Regions from separate parts of the Homo sapiens genome. Here region 1 is linked to region 2. A link is a loop called in an ENCODE intact Hi-C map of the cell type or tissue named here. Cell type or tissue: mammary epithelial cell. All regions are shown on one strand.

What was found. Peaks named below come from ENCODE experiments on the same cell type or tissue, not always from the same donor. Only the 100,000 strongest peaks of a DNase experiment are listed, where the experiment ranks them.
Region 1: a loop joins it to region 2, with 8 times the contacts of the local background. A loop is called at or near these places in 5 of 110 quality-filtered maps.

The regions. Positions count from the first base shown.
Region 1 is chr14:103,569,826-103,574,825 of GRCh38, forward strand. It overlaps COA8 (cytochrome c oxidase assembly factor 8), which reads left to right. Exons shown (of 5, transcript NM_001370595.2): 2 at 1,798-1,995; 3 at 4,282-4,345. Among named protein-coding and RNA genes, the nearest start is that of COA8, 9.4 kb to the left of the region's middle. In mammary epithelial cell, a CTCF peak has its summit at 2,364 (motif pointing right); a DNase peak (open chromatin) is centred at 2,386.
Region 2 is chr14:103,806,363-103,811,362 of GRCh38, forward strand. All of the region lies in intron 1 of PPP1R13B (protein phosphatase 1 regulatory subunit 13B), which reads right to left. Among named protein-coding and RNA genes, the nearest start is that of PPP1R13B, 39 kb to the right of the region's middle. RefSeq lists an enhancer at 531-630. In mammary epithelial cell, a CTCF peak has its summit at 2,237 (motif pointing right); a DNase peak (open chromatin) is centred at 2,229.

The DNA of each region.
Region 1 (5,000 bases), 240 kb before region 2:
ACATTTGTAGAAATCTAGGTTTTGGTTTTTTGTTTGTTTGTTTTTTTTTGAGACGGAGTCTCGCTCTGTCGCCCAGGCTGGAATGCAGTGGTGCGATCTCGGCTCACTGCAACCTCTGCCTCCCAGGTTCAAGCAATTCTCCTGGCTCAGCCTCTCATATAGCTGGGACTACAGGTGCCGGCCACCACGCATGGCTAATTTTTGTATTTTTAGTAGAGATGGGGTTTCACCATGTTGGTCAGGCTGGTCTCGAACTCCCGACCTTAGGTGATCCACCCACCTCAGCCTCCCAAAGTGCTGGGATTACAGGCGTGAGCCACCGCACCTGGCTAGAAATGTAGGTTTTATTTTTTTAATGGGATATTTGGTGATTGTATATAGTTTTTAGACTGATGGGTAAAATGTTGAAGGTCTGTATTGCAATCCTGCCTTTACTTTCTAAAAAGGATTCCTAAATTGATCCAGCATCAAATCAGTGTATTTTAACCCTGACGATGAGCAGTATAGTTTCAGGTCTTGAATAGCAGGGTCCCCCCACTATAACTCCCTGACAGTTCTTCTTGCCCATTGCACAAACAAAACCAGTTCATGGAGACCATGGCATTGCAGTAAAGAAAGAGTTTAGGGCCAGGCACGGTGGCTCACGCCTGTAATCCCAGCACTTTGGGAGGCTGAGGCAGGCAGATCACCTGAGGTCAGGAGTTCAAGATCAGCCTGGTCAACATGGTGAAACCCCATCTCTACTAAAAATGCAAAAATTAGCCGGGCGTGGTGGCATATGCCTATAATCCCAGCTACTCAGGAGGCTGAGGCAGGAGAATCGCTTGAACCCGGGAGGCGGAGGTTGCAGTGAGCCAAGATCACACCACTGCACTCTAGCCTGGGCGATAGAGCGAGACTCCATCTCAAAAAAAAGAAAGAGTTTAATTGATGTGAGGCCAGCCATGCTACATGGAAGAGTTATTACTCAAATCAGTCTCTCCTCGCATCTGGGGGCTAGATTTTTTCAAAAATAGTTTGGAGGAAGGGGTGGAGGTGGCTAGGCAATGGGTGCTTGCTGCCGATTGGTCTGGGTGCAATCACAGGGGTGTGGGACTCATCCTCCTGCATGCCGAGTGGCTTCTGGGCGGGTCCAGGAGGAGCCATCACGTTGGACTTGCAAAAAACCTGAAAAGATATCTCAAAAAGCCAATCTTAGGTTCTGCAATAGAGATGCAGGAGTAATTGGAGAAGTTGCAGATCTTGTGACCTCTGGAATGATGGCTGGCACCTTACCAGAATTCAGACTCCTCACCTCCTCCTAGCCTGGTAGGGTCTCTCATTAGCTTAAGAAAGCTTAGCTCCATCCTGGCTAACAGGGTGAAACCCCATCTCCACTAAAAAATACAAAAAAATTAGCCGGGCGTGGTGATGGGCGCCTGTAGTCCCAGCTACTTGGGAGGCTGAGGCAGGAGAATGGCGTGAACCTGGGAGGCGGAGCTTGCAGTGAGCCGAGATCTCGCCACTGCCCTCCAGCCTGAGCGACAGAGTGAGACTCTGTCTCAAAAAAAAAAAAGAAAGCTTAGCAAAGGTGGTTGAGTTTCGGGAAAGGGCTGTTATTATTTAAACCAGAAACTAGGCCCTGTGTGGTGGCTCCTACTTGTAATCCCAGCACTTTGGCTGAGATCACGCCACTACACTCCAGTCTGGCAACAGAGCGAGACTCCGTCTCTAAGTAAATAAATAAATCCAGATTGTACATTTTATAATACTAGAGATTCATTTTGTCATATGTTAATCCAATTTACTTTGTTAAAGGTCTCAAGATTCTGCCCTCCAAGAAAGTCTTGCCATGATTGGATAGGACCCCCAGATAAATATTCAAACCTTCGACCTGTTCACTTTTACATACCTGAAAATGAATCTCCATTGGAACAAAAGCTTAGAAAATTAAGACAAGAAACACAAGAATGGAATCAACAGTTCTGGGCAAACCAGAATTTGACTTTTAGTAAGGTAAGTTTAAGTTTTAGATCAGAACGGAAGGGTGCGGTGGCTCACGCCTGTAATCCCAGCACTTCGGGATGCCGAGGTGGGCAGATCACGAGGTCAGGAGATCGAGACCATCCTGGCTAACACGGTGAAACCCTGTCTCTACTAAAAATACAAAAAATTAGCCCGGCGTGGTGGCGGGCGCCTGTAGTTCCAGCTACTCGGGAGGCTGAGGCAGGAGAATGGCGTGAACCCGGGAGGCAGAGCTTGCAGTGAGCGGAGATTGCGCCACTGCACTCCAGCCTGGGTGACAGAGCCAGACTCGTCTCAAAAAAAAAAAAAGAAAAAAAAGTTTTAGATCAGAATGAGAAATAACACAGTTGGCCACTTGAGGGTGCTAGGTGTTTAGTATATTGCTTTGCTATTTGTTACGTGGTAGTACTGGGTCTCAGTCCATCCCCCGCACTGTATGTACATATATGCATATAGTTTTAAAAACTAATATGTAACTGTATATAAGAAATGGTCATTCGTAGAACCACAGATCTTGAGACTTTGAAGGATGCAATGTGTGAGCAGCAGAGCCAGAACTAGAAGTACATGTTTTACACACATAGGTGTGTGTGTTTATCTTTATGAGAATACCGGTTTTTTTAGGTGGGGCATGATGGCTCTGCAATCCCAGCACTTTGGGAGGCTGAGAGGGGTGGATCACTTGAAGCCAGGAGTTTGAGAGCAGCCTGGCCAACGTAGCGAAACCTTATCTCTACTAAAAATATAAAAATGAGCCAGGTGTGGTGGCATATGCCTGTGATCCCCATGACTTGGGAGGCTGAGGCACAAGAATTGCTTGAACCCAGGAGGCGGAGGTTGCAATGAGCCGAGAGCGCGCCATTGCACTCCAGTCTGGGTGACAGGAGTGAGACCCTCAAAAAGAAACCCGTTTTTGTGATGTGTTGTCATTCTTCCTGAGAATTCAAAAAAAAAAAAATTTTTTTCTTTTTTGAGACGGAGTCTCGCTCTGTCACCAAGCTGGAGTGCAGTGGTGCGATCTCAGCTTACTGCACCCTCCACCTCCCAGGTTCAGGTGATTCTCTTGCCTCACCCTCCCGAGTAGCTGGGATTACAGGCACACACCTCCGTGCCCAGCTAATTTTTGTACTTTTAGTGGAGATGGGATTTCACTCTGTTGGCCAGGATGGTCTTGATCTCCTGACCTCGTGATCCGCCCACCTCGGCCTCCCAAAGTGTTGGGATTACAAGCATAAGCCACCATGCCCAGCAGAGAATTCAAAATTCTTAACAGGATACTTATAAATAAACTGTGTAAGAAAGAAGTATAAATAGTCTAAACCAGAAGAAAAACATTTAACTTTTTTTTTTTTCTTCTGAGATGGAGTTTCACTCCTGTTGCCCAGGCTGGAGTGCAGTGACATGATCTCAGCTCACTGCAACCTCCACCTCCCTGGTTCAAGCGATTCTCCTGCCTCAGCCTCCCAAGTAGCTGGGATTACAGGCGCCCGCCACCACACCCGGCTAATTTTTGTATGTTTAGAAGAGATGGGGTTTCACCACATTGGCCAGGCTGGTCTTGAACCCCTGACCTTCAGGTGATTCGCCTGCCTTGGCCTCCCAAAGTGCTGGGATTACAGGCATGAGCCATCGTGCCCGGCAACATTTAAACTTTGACTTTCCATTTGAGTGGGCTATGTCTGGTGGGGTATATTTATCATATTCTGTGGAGGGTTTTTTTTGTTGTTGTTGTTTTTGTTTTGAGACAGAGTCTCACTCTGTTGTCCAGGCTGGAGTGCAGTGGCGTGATCTCGGCTCACTGCAACCTCCGCCTCCTGGGTTCAAGCAGTTCTCCCGCCTCAGCCTCCTAAGTAGGTGGGATTACAGGTGCCCACCATCACATTGGGCTAATTTTTGTATTTTTAGTAGAGACGGGGTTTCTCCATGTTGGCCAGGCTGGTCTGGAACTCCTGACCTCAGGTGATCCACCCACCTCGTCCTCCCAAAGTGCTGGCATTATGGGTGTGAGCCACTGTGCCTGACCTATTCTGTGGATTTATAAACAAACAGCGTCTCCCAAAGTTTATTGAACATCTTCTCAAATCCTGTTTCAAGCACAAAACTTTTAACCACATTCAGAGGGTTTTAAACGAGCTTTGAGATGGGTCACTAGCTTCTCAGAAAATCCACATCTAAACTTCTCCAGTACACCGTGAGCTGTGCTCTAGCCAAAGAAAAATGGAAAGACAGAGAAAGGAGTTCTGAGAGCCTTTTTTTTTTTTTTTTTTTTTTTTTAAGGAAAAAGAAGAATTTATTCACTCAAGACTAAAAACTAAAGGCCTGGGCCTGAGAACTGAATCAGGTTAGTGTGTTTGTTTGATTGTTTTTTTTGCTTTCTTTGCGTTTGAGCTAGTCCATGAAAAGGGAAAGGAAGGGCGGTGAGAGAGGTGGGGAAGTTCAGGGCGGTCCTTGGCCTGCTTTGGGGCAGTGCTCGGCACACCCCTGTCCAAGTTCTCTTGCACACCCAGTTCCCAGGCATGGCTCTCCAATCTCAGCTCCCTCCTTTCTCTCCGGATTTTAGGTGGTTATGATGGATGACCAACCTCTGACCTTTGACTTTCGTACTGAGGTCTCAGCCTTTGCAGCTTCTCCCTCCAAAGCAGCTTTTCTTCTGATTCCTGATCTCAGTTCAGTGCTCAAAATAGCCTCTCCTTATTTTCTCCTGGTGTCAGTGTTAGGCCTGAATAACATCTCATGCTGTTCGTTAAACAGATGTCTGCTGCCAAAAAGTTGTTCTGATAGAAAATCCAAAATCATCGACCCCAAAAGCCAAGTCTGTCATTGGGCTAAAGTGCCATTCCTACTAATCCTTTGCCTCACCTGATTCATTTGGAATAAAGGGCCAGGAGCTTGAGTCACCCCCATGCCAGGACCTCTGTTGCTATTTGCTGGCTGCTGGAGAGGTGGGGTCTTGCGGGCCCTGGAGAGGTGGGGTCTTGTGGGGCAGAGCTGGAGCA
Region 2 (5,000 bases):
AGGGATAACAAAAAATAACTGAAGAGAAATAAGGTGATAAAAGCTATACTAAATTTTAGTAACTTGCAATAACTCACTTGGTAGGTTATGAGTAAATAGCTCATAAAAGCCACAGAAAGGATCAGTTGGGGTGAGGGTGGGTGAACACCAGGAAGACCCCTTTAGCTTTCCAGCAGGCCACGCACCCCAAAATGAGAATTGATGCTAAGGTCCCTTCTGGCCCTGATTGCAACTCAGTTCACCAATTTAAAATCTCAGAAACATTAGAGCTGTAAGGAAAACTAAGTCTAAGCCATCACCCTAAATGCTTCATCTCACTTTCCTCAATTAGCCTCTCAAAGACTGAAAAACACACCTGGGAGTTGCTGTCATCCACACAGAAAAAGGAGAATAAAATAAAGGATTGGCTCAACTCCCTTCTCTCTCATACTCCACAAACAATCCATTAGCAAGACTGTCAACCTCGTACCCAGAAACTGATAACTCGTCTCCCTGGCTACTACCCAAGCCCGAGCCACCACCACCTCTCAGAAAGGATGTCTGCAAGAGCAAACTCATTCATCTGTTTCCACTCTCACCCTTCAGATACATCACTTCATTCAAAACCTTCCCGTGGTTTCCTCTCTGAGAATAAATTTCAAAGTCCTAACTATTGTCTAAGAGGCCCTGCAAGACCTGCAACACACACATGCATACCTCTCTGATCTCAGTGCTTACCACACTCTTCATCCCTTCTGCCTCCCTCAACAGGGCAAGCCAACTCCTGCCTCAGGGGCTTTGCACTTGCTATTCTCTGCATAGACCGCTTCACTCAGCTACTGACATTGTATTACCCTCTTCTTTCAGGCCTCTGCTGGAATGGTGTCTTAGCAAGGAAGCTTTCCTTAACCGAGAGTCTACCTAAAATAGCACTACTCCATCCCTCTGTCCTCCTACCCTGGTTTATGTATTTCTGCTTAGCACTCAACCACCACCTGATCTATGTATATATTTGTTTATCCTCTGTCTGTTGTCACTAGAACACATAAGCTTCTTGAGAGCAGAGTTTCAGTTAATTACCTGCTGTGTCAGTAGTGCCTGAAGCAGTGCCTGGCACGTAAGAAGCACTCAATAAACTCCCCCAATTATACGTAAAATGTCCCTTTTTTTTGAGACAGAGTATCACGCTGTTGCCCAGGCTGGACTGCAGTGGCGCGATCTCGGCTCACTGCAAGCTCTGCCTTCCGGGTTCACGCCATTCTCCTGCCTCAGCCTCCCAAGTAGCTAGGACAAAAAGTGCCTGCCACCACGCCCGGCTAATTTTTTGTATTTTTAGAAGAGACGGGGTTTCACCATGTTAGCCAGGATGGTCTCGATCTCCTGACCGTGTGATCCATCCACCTTGGCCTCCCAAAGTGCTGGGATTATAGGCGTGAGGCACCACACCTGGCCACGAAATGTCTTTTTATAGTAGGTTTCTTGAATCATGACAGGTAGGTGTTTGCCTGTTTTCTCATCTTCAAGTTCTCTGTAGAAAAGACAATATTTTACCCCTCTAATCACTGAATTAGTCCACATCAAAGAGAAGAAAAATATTCTTAAAAAAAGTTAGTGTAAGGCTGGGCACAGTGGCTCATGCCTATAATCCCAGCACTTTGGGAGACCAAGGTAGACAGATCATTTGAGGTCAGGAGTTCGAGACCAGCCTGGCCAACATGGCGAAACCCCATCTCTACTAAAAATACAAAAAAAAATTAGCTGGGCGTGGTGGCACCTGCCTATAATCCCAGCTACTCAGAGGCTGAGACAGTGGAATCCCTTGAACCCAGGAGGCAGAGGTTGCAGTGAGCCAAGATCACGCCACTGCACGCCAGCCCGGGCGACAGTGACTCTATCTCAAAAAAAAAAAAAAAATTAGTGTGAAAGTCAGGAGCCTTGAACATAACTATGTGGTATTCGGCAGATTTCACTCAAACCTAGAGAAACAATGGATGTCCCTTGCTCTAAAGCAGGGGTGTCCCAACTTTGGGCTTCCCTGGGCCACACTGGAGAATTGTCTTGGGCTACACATAAAATACACTAACACTAATGATAGCCAATGAGTTAGAAAAAAAGATCATTAAAAAACATATATATATCATGATGTTTTAAGAAAGTTTACTAATTTGTGTTGGGCTGCATTCAAAGCTGTCCTGGGCCTCCTGTGGCCCGGTGCCATGGGTTGGACAAGCTTGAGCTAAAGCTTCTTTCCACAAGGTGGCACTGCAGGGTAACGGGGGTGAGTTCAGCACTACCCCCTTCCCCTGACACAAATTTTAGGGATGAAGAATTAACTCCAAGGAAAATAAAGGTACAGTTTAGTAAGATCATATTAAGTTCAATTTCCATAATTAGGGCTTGTATTATTTTGGAAAAGGAATAAAATTAACCTTAGAGCAATGAAAATTTTTTTCTAAATAAATAAGACTGTAGAAGTACATATTTAACCCTCTTACGAAGGCAGAGACAGCTATACACCCATTTTTTTTAATGTTTCTTTTTTTTAGAGACAGGATCTTGCTCTGCTGCCCAGGCTGAGCGCAGCAGCACCAATCCTAGCTCACTGCACCCTCGAACTCCTAGGCTCAAGTGATCCTCCCTCGCCTCAACTTTCAAGTAGCTGAGACTGTAAAAGCGCACCACAGCTAATTTTTTTTATTTTTTGTAGAGATGGGGTCTATGCCCAGGCTGGTCTCTAACTCCTGGGCTCAATTATCCTCCCGCCTTGGCCTCCCAAAGTGCTGGGATTACAGGCATGAGCCACCATGCTCAGCCTAGACATATTTAAATATCTGAGTAGCATCTACTCAAAGTTAAATAGCCACTACAATAGATCTCAATAACCTTATCAATTCTGTTGAGTTCTAATCACTGTTTTACTTGCGTTAATAATTTCACATTTTAAATTACATTATACAGTATTCCTGGGAATACAAAATAGACACCTTAGCTTCTATTTGCATTATTTACTTAGTATATAGTCCCTTCAGTATTTAAAAGCATAACGCATTTTGAGAGAACCTATCTTAAACCTTGTAGAAATGTGAAATTCATACAGCTTTCCATAATACCAAGATGTGTCATGACTACAGGATATAGAGGTGATACAGCTGACCACATTTATTCTATCCACTAAAACTTAAAGAATACTCTAGAATAGGTTGGGTGTGGCGGCTCACACCTGTATGCCAGCACTTTGGGAGGTTGAGGTGGGCAGGCTGCTCGAGCTCAGGAGCTCGAGATCAGCCTGGGCAACATGGCGAAACCCTATCTCTACAAAAAGCACAAAAAATTAGCCAGGCATGGTAGTATATGCCAGTAGTCCCAGACACGTGGGGGGCTGAGGCAGGGAGGATCACTTGAGCCCAGGAGGTCAAGGCTGCAGTGAGCTATGATCAAACCACTGCACTCCAGCCTGGGTGACAAAGTGAAACTCTTGTCTCAAAATTATTATTATTATTTTTGAGACAGAGTCTCGCTCTGTCGCCCAGGCTGGAGTGCAGTGGCACGATCTCGGCTCACTGCAACCTCTGCCTCCCGGGTTCAAGTGATTCTCCTGCCTCAGCCTCCCTAGTAGCTGGGACTAGAGGCATGCGCCACCATGCCTGGCTAATTTTTGTATTTTTAGTAGAGACGGGGTTTCACCATGTTGGCCAGATGGTCTTGATCTCTTGACCTTGTGATCTGCCCGCCTTGGCCTCCCAAAGTGCTGGAATTACAAGTGTGAGCCACCGCGCCCAGCTGTCTCAAAATTTTAAAAAGGCCAGGCGTGGAGGCTCATGCCTTTAATCCCAGCACTTTCGGAGGCTGAGGCAGGTGGATCATGAGGTCTGAAGTTCGAAACCAGCCTGGCCAACATGGTGAAACCCCATCTCTACCAAAAATACAAAAATTAGCCCGACGTGGTGGCACATGCCTATAATCCCGGCTACTCAGGAGGCTGAGACAGGAGAATCGTTTGAACCCAGGAGGCAGAGGTTGCAGTGAGCCAAGTGACAGAGTGAGACTTCCTCTCAAAAATAATAAAAAATTAAAATTAGAAAATAATACTCTAGAATAAAGAACAGTATCAATTCTGACACCACTGTTCATCAATATTGAAAATTACTTTGGCTGGGCGTGGTGGCTCATGCCTGTAATCCCAGCACTTTGGGAGGCCAAGGCAGGCGGATCATGAGGTCAGGAGATTAAGACCATCCTGGCTAACACAGTGAAACTCGTCTCTACTAAAAATACAAAACATTAGCTGGGCGTGGTGGTGGGCGCCTGTAGTCCCAGCTACTCGGGAGGCTGAGGCAGGAGTATGGCGTGACCCGGGAGGTGGCGCTTGCAGTGAGCCGAGATCGCACCACTGCACTCCAGCCTGGATGACAGAGCGAGACTCCATCTCAAAAAAGAAAAAAAAAAATTGAAAGTGACTGCTTGAGGCTAGGTGTGGTGGCTCGTGCTTGTAATCCCAGCACTTTGGGAAGCTGAGCCCGGTGGATCACTTGAGGTCAGGAGTTCAAGACCAGCCTGGGCAACATGGTGAAGCCCCGTCTCTACTAAAAAAAAAAAAAAAATTAGCCGGGCATGGCAGTGCGTGCCTGTAATTCCACCTAACTCAGGAGGCTGAAGCAGGAGAATTGCTTAAACCCGGGAGGCAGAGGTTGCAGTAAGCTGAGATTATGCCACACTGCACTCCAGCCTAGAGGACAGCGTGAGACTCCTCCTCAAAAAAAAAAAAAAAAAAAAAAAAAGACAAAGAAAATTACTGCTTGAAATAATGGTTGCTTTACTAATGTTGATCACGTGAATATTATGGAAGCAGAACAAACACTGAATTTTAAACCACAGACTATGACCTCTTAGTGGGCTCTAAAATCAATTAGTGCCTCAGGACCAGTTTTGTTTTTTAATGAACTAGAACAGAACAATATATAACAGTTATTAAGAGAATGAAAAGACAAGCCACAGACTGGGAGAAAATATCTGCAAAGTAC